Regions from separate parts of the Homo sapiens genome. Here region 1 is linked to region 2. Evidence: chromatin loops called from intact Hi-C (ENCODE). Cell type or tissue: K562. All regions are shown on one strand.

Evidence for each region. Hi-C counts contacts between places; a loop is a spot of excess contacts. Peaks named below come from ENCODE experiments on the same cell type or tissue, not always from the same donor. Only the 100,000 strongest peaks of a DNase experiment are listed, where the experiment ranks them.
Region 1: a loop joins it to region 2, with 2.1 times the contacts of the local background. A loop is called at or near these places in 1 of 110 quality-filtered maps.

Annotation. Positions count from the first base shown.
Region 1 is chr17:48,214,707-48,217,206 of GRCh38, reverse strand. The region is part of intron 4 of SKAP1 (src kinase associated phosphoprotein 1); the gene reads left to right. Among named protein-coding and RNA genes, the nearest start is that of MIR1203, 59 kb to the right of the region's middle. In K562, a CTCF peak has its summit at 1,436; a DNase peak (open chromatin) is centred at 1,416.
Region 2 is chr17:48,485,265-48,487,764 of GRCh38, reverse strand. LOC124904019 (a long non-coding RNA gene) reads left to right here. Exons shown (of 2, transcript XR_007065828.1): 2 at 659-833. Among named protein-coding and RNA genes, the nearest start is that of HOXB1, 44 kb to the left of the region's middle. In K562, a CTCF peak has its summit at 957; a DNase peak (open chromatin) is centred at 1,014.

The sequences.
Region 1 (2,500 bases), 270 kb after region 2:
TAACTGATTTAAGGGGCCTGAAAATGATTTGGACAGACTATAAAGAAAATAAAAATGAGATCAGTATGAAGAAGTCAATACCACACACCTTTTTCAAATTTGACAAAAACATTTAAGTTCTGAAATATTTCAGGTAAAAAAATAAAATATGTGATAAGAGAGAGGCTTACCTGAGATGTACTTTAGGAAATCTGGACTTCACTTCTTTCTTATATTCCCCCTTTTCACTCTCAACACATGAAACGCTGAAAATGGAATTTTTGCTTCTTGTATTAGAAGAATTCAACATTTAAATTTCTTAGAAAGTTTTGAATCTGATACTTATAATATTTGCCAATCTGTCCATGAAAGAACATGCATTCTAGAGAATGTCTGACAAAAGAGAGGGCAAAATTTTATCTCTTATGAATATTCAGGCCAGGTGCAGTGGCTCACACCTGTAATCCCAGCACTTTGGGAGGCCGAGGTGGTTGAATCGCTTGAGCTCAGGAGTTCGAGACTAGCCTAGATAACATGGCGAAACCCTGTCTCTACAAAAAATACAAAAATTAGCCTGGCATGATGGTGTGCACCTGTAGTCGCAGCTACTCTGGAGGCTGAGGTGAGAGGATCCCTTGATCCCAGGAGGTGGAGGTTTCAGTGAGCTGAGATTGTACCACTGTACTCCAGCCTGAGCAACAGAGTGAGACCCTGTCTCAAAAAAAAAAAAAAAGTATATTCACAGTATTGGGTGCTTGTGCAAAGTGGACATAGGGTACTTAGTTCTTAAGACTTATCAGCAATATGTTATTTCAATTTCATAAGCAAGTAAGATAAATAGTGGCTTTGCAGTTATCACACACTCTATCAATGGGATGTTGTCAAGATAGAATCTCAGTTGTAAGCTCTCTATTCAGAGTCTTGTCTATAAAGTTGTATTGCTTCTATAACTCAAACAAGATCAAGTTGTAGCTGGCACCATTTTCCTCAGAGTAGGAAAGATATAACTGACTCCTGTTTAAGAAATGTCAAAAGTCACCGGAATTCATACTGCCAAGAACAACATGTGTGTGACATGTTGCTAAGCTTCCCTCTGCAGGTTTCCCCTCTGTGTCAGTGGTATGAACCCAGCAGCTCAGAATGAGGTAATTTCACAAAGGTGGGCATGTTGAACCCTTATGGCATCCTTCAGATAATGCATAGGTCAGAGATGGAATAAACAAAGCAATATGCTGAAAGCCAGCTGTTTAAGTGAGGAGGAACAGGCCTGGGAGTAAAGGGCTACATGGAGGATTGCAGTTAGGCTCAGGGGCTCTCCTGAAAGGTGAGCTTGCCCTGTTGGTGCTTATCTTACACAGTGAAAGGAAAGGAGGAAAACTGTCTCCAATTAGAACCAGGGAGAGCTGGTGATGCTGGGGCTGCCTCTATCTAAACCCTGATCTCATACTGCTTCCCTGTGGAGAATTATCTGAACTGCAGCTTCCCTCTGTGGGCCCCTGCCTGTCATGTCCATCCAGTGTGGTCTCGAGCCTGGACTTGGTATCATCCAACAGCAGGAAAAAAAAAAATTTCTGTTAAGAACCTTAGCAAAAAGAATGGGGAGGCCATGAGAAAATGGTCTTCTCCTGAGTCCAGAGTCATATCTCACAACAGGCTGATCTGACACGTCTGCATCCTCACCCTTCCCTTTTTACATACCTTTTTAAAAAGCCCAAAGCCTCCGTCTGCCCAATGGTGTTCCTTCGGTTCTGCTTTCGCAGATATATGTTGTGGCTTGCACCCTGGGGAATTCCAAATCAATTGTTAAAATTCCCTACTATTTCCCTGAATATTTTTCACAAAAGCCAAATCACAAGGCTATGGCCAACATAGAGGTTTCCACTTTTATCTTTTTATAATTATTATCACAGCTTTCTGCTTGTCTTCCTCCATACCCACCCAAGGAAGTGTAGACATAGGCATTAACAAGAATACCCCTACCCTTCAGCTACCCTTCTTCAGAGGGCATTAGGGCAATAAAACACATTTTAGATATAGATCTATAGCTGACTATTTCATTATGATATAAAAACAGTACTGTAGGAACATTACAGTTAGTATGGTGGTTCAATTTTTTTATTTCTCTATAATTTAAAAACCAGAGGCCAGGTGCAGTGACTCACACCTGTAATCCCAGCACTTGGAGAGGCTGAGGCAGGAGGATTGCTTGAACCCAGGAGTTCGAGACCAGCCTGACCAACATAGTGGAATGCCATCTGTTTATTTTATTTTATTTTATTTTATTTTATTTTATTTTACTTTATTTTGAGACAGAGTCTCACTCTGTCACCCAGGCTGGAGTGCAGCGGCGCAATCTCAGCTCACTGCAACCTCCGCCTCCCAGGTTTAAGCAATTCTCCTGCCTCAGCCTCCCAAGTAGCTGGGACTACAGGCACGCACCACTATGCCTGGCTAATTTTTGTATTTTTAGTAGAGTCAGGGTTTCACCATGTTGGCCAGGCTGGTCTCGAACTCCTGACCT
Region 2 (2,500 bases):
TGATCTGCCCGCCTCGGCCTCCCAAAGTGCTGGGATTACAGGCATGAGCCACTGTGCCCGGCCCAATTCTTAATCTAATAAATATTCAACTTCTCTGCTAGAAAAATATTTTCCATTCCCACAGGCAATAAAAAGTAGAGAAATCCCTTCGTGTTTTGCTTCAGTCTAAGTCAGTAGTTCTCAACAGGGAGTGATTTTGTACCTCTTCATTCCCCCAAACACAGGGGATATCTGTTGTTATCTGAAGGCATTTTTGGTTGTCACAACTGGGAGGGGGTTGCTATGGGCATCTAGTGGGTAAAGGCCAGGGATGTCCCTGAACATCTTACAATGCACCAGTCAGCTCCCTACATCAGAGAAGGATCTGGCCCAGAATGTCAATAATGCTGAGGTCGAGAAACCCTGGTCTAAGTCATCATTAAGCAAGGTCCTTGGTGGAGTTTTGGGAGCTCACAGAATGTGGAGTTGGCATGGGCTTGCCCTCACAATGCTCCTGTATAATCTGGGTTAGGAGGCATCTTGTCTGATAAGAGAGACATAGTTCTTAACTTTGTGCTTGGGGAGTTTATAGTTTAAAGAGAATTGTATAGAAACATGATGCATTTAACCAATATTTATCCATTTAACATGTATTAATTGAGCTCCTATTGTATTCCAGGTTCTATGTATGGCACTAAAGATGCCCTAAATGAGTTCCCACTCCATGCACCTGGGAGAGAGTTTTCCTTCCCCTCAGTCCTGTTTCCAGTTACCACGGTGGGCAAGTTTTGCCTAATATGCTTGTGGGTGGGAAGGAAGGATATTCCAGAAGAATAAAAGGTAGTATAAAGAGATGCTAGAGAGCTGAGTACTTACAACACAGAGTATATGATGAACAGCACTTAGAAAAGTAGAAGCCAAACTTGTGGGAAGGAAAAAAAAAGACTTGAGTTTCATTGTAAGAGCAGGCATGCCTCCTGGAGTCAAGAAGGCAGCCCAGCACTGGAGACGCTGCTCAGACTTGAGACTGGTAACTGCGGTCAGACCCGGGTCAGGTGATTGGAATTCCCTCAGCTGCATGACTAACAGGATTCAACATGGACAGCCCCGCTCTTCAACATGCTTTGGAGCTCACAGCAAGTGTTCTGTGAACATGGTAGAAAGAGAGAAAACTTAGCAAGCACAGTGCAGACTGAAGTGCTCGGTTACTCTCACATGGAGATCTTCCTCCTTTGTATCCCTTGCACAGTAGAATTTGCCATGAATGGTGAAAGAGGAGGATCCCCAGAAAGTTGGGAGTAGGTCAAATACTTGATTCTGAATTGTCCTTCAGGAACTTTAGGGACATGAGCAAATTCCTTTTCTCATGAAGTAGGATGCAGAAGAAGTAGGCTTCATATAGGATTATTACATGCATTCATTTGAAATTTATTAAACACCCACAATGTGCAGGAATTATTCTATGTACTTCAAAGGTTTTTTTTGTTTTTTTTTTTTGAGATGGAGTCTCGCTCTTGTCTCCCAGGCTGGAGTGCAATGGCACGATCTCGGCTCATTGCAACCTCTGCCTCCCAGGTTCAAGTGATTCTCCTCCCTCAGCTTCCCAAGTAGCTGGGATTACAGGTGCCTGCCACCATGCCCAGCTAATTTTTGTATTTTTGGTAGAGACAGGGTTTCGCCATGTTGGCCAGGCCTCGAACTCTTGACCTAAGGTGATCCGCCTGCCTTAGCCTCCCAAAGTACTGGGATTACAGGCATGAGCCACTGCTCCCGGCCATACTTCAAAGTTACAAGGATATGTTTGTTCATTATTCATTCATTCACTAACAGTCATATAGTGAACCCCTACTATATGTCTGGCGCCATGCTAAATGGTTAGATACCGAAATGAAACAGTCTCTGTCTTCAAGAGTTCATAGGAAACAACCAGTTCTTAAATTTCAACCATGTACCAGGCATTGAGCCAAGAGCTTTATGCACATGATTTCTTTAATACTCACAACAACCTCAAGTCTACTTTATAGATGAGGAAAATAAAAGCCCAATAAGTTTAAGCCAACAGTATGGTTATTCTTCCAAAACTTGATAATAGAACTACCATAGGATTCACCAGTTCTACTTCTGGATATATATCCAAAAGAATTGAGGAAGTCAGGGTCTCAAAAAGATATCTGTACACCCATGTTCATAGCAGCATTATTCACAATGGCCAAAAAGTGGAAGCAACCCAAGTGTCCATCAGTGGATAAATAGATAAACAAAATGTGGCATATCCATAAAATGGAATATTATTCAGCCTTAAAAAGGAAAGAAATTGAAGGCCGGGCATGGTGGCTCACGCCTGTAATCCCAGCACTTTGGGAGGCCGAGGCAGGCAGATCATGAGGTCAGGAGATCGAGACCATCCTGGCTAACATGGTGAAACGCCGTCTCTACTAAAAATACAAAAAATTAGCTGGGCGTGGTGGCGCACACCTGTAGTCCCAGCTACTCGGGAGGTTGTGGCAGGAGAATGGCATGA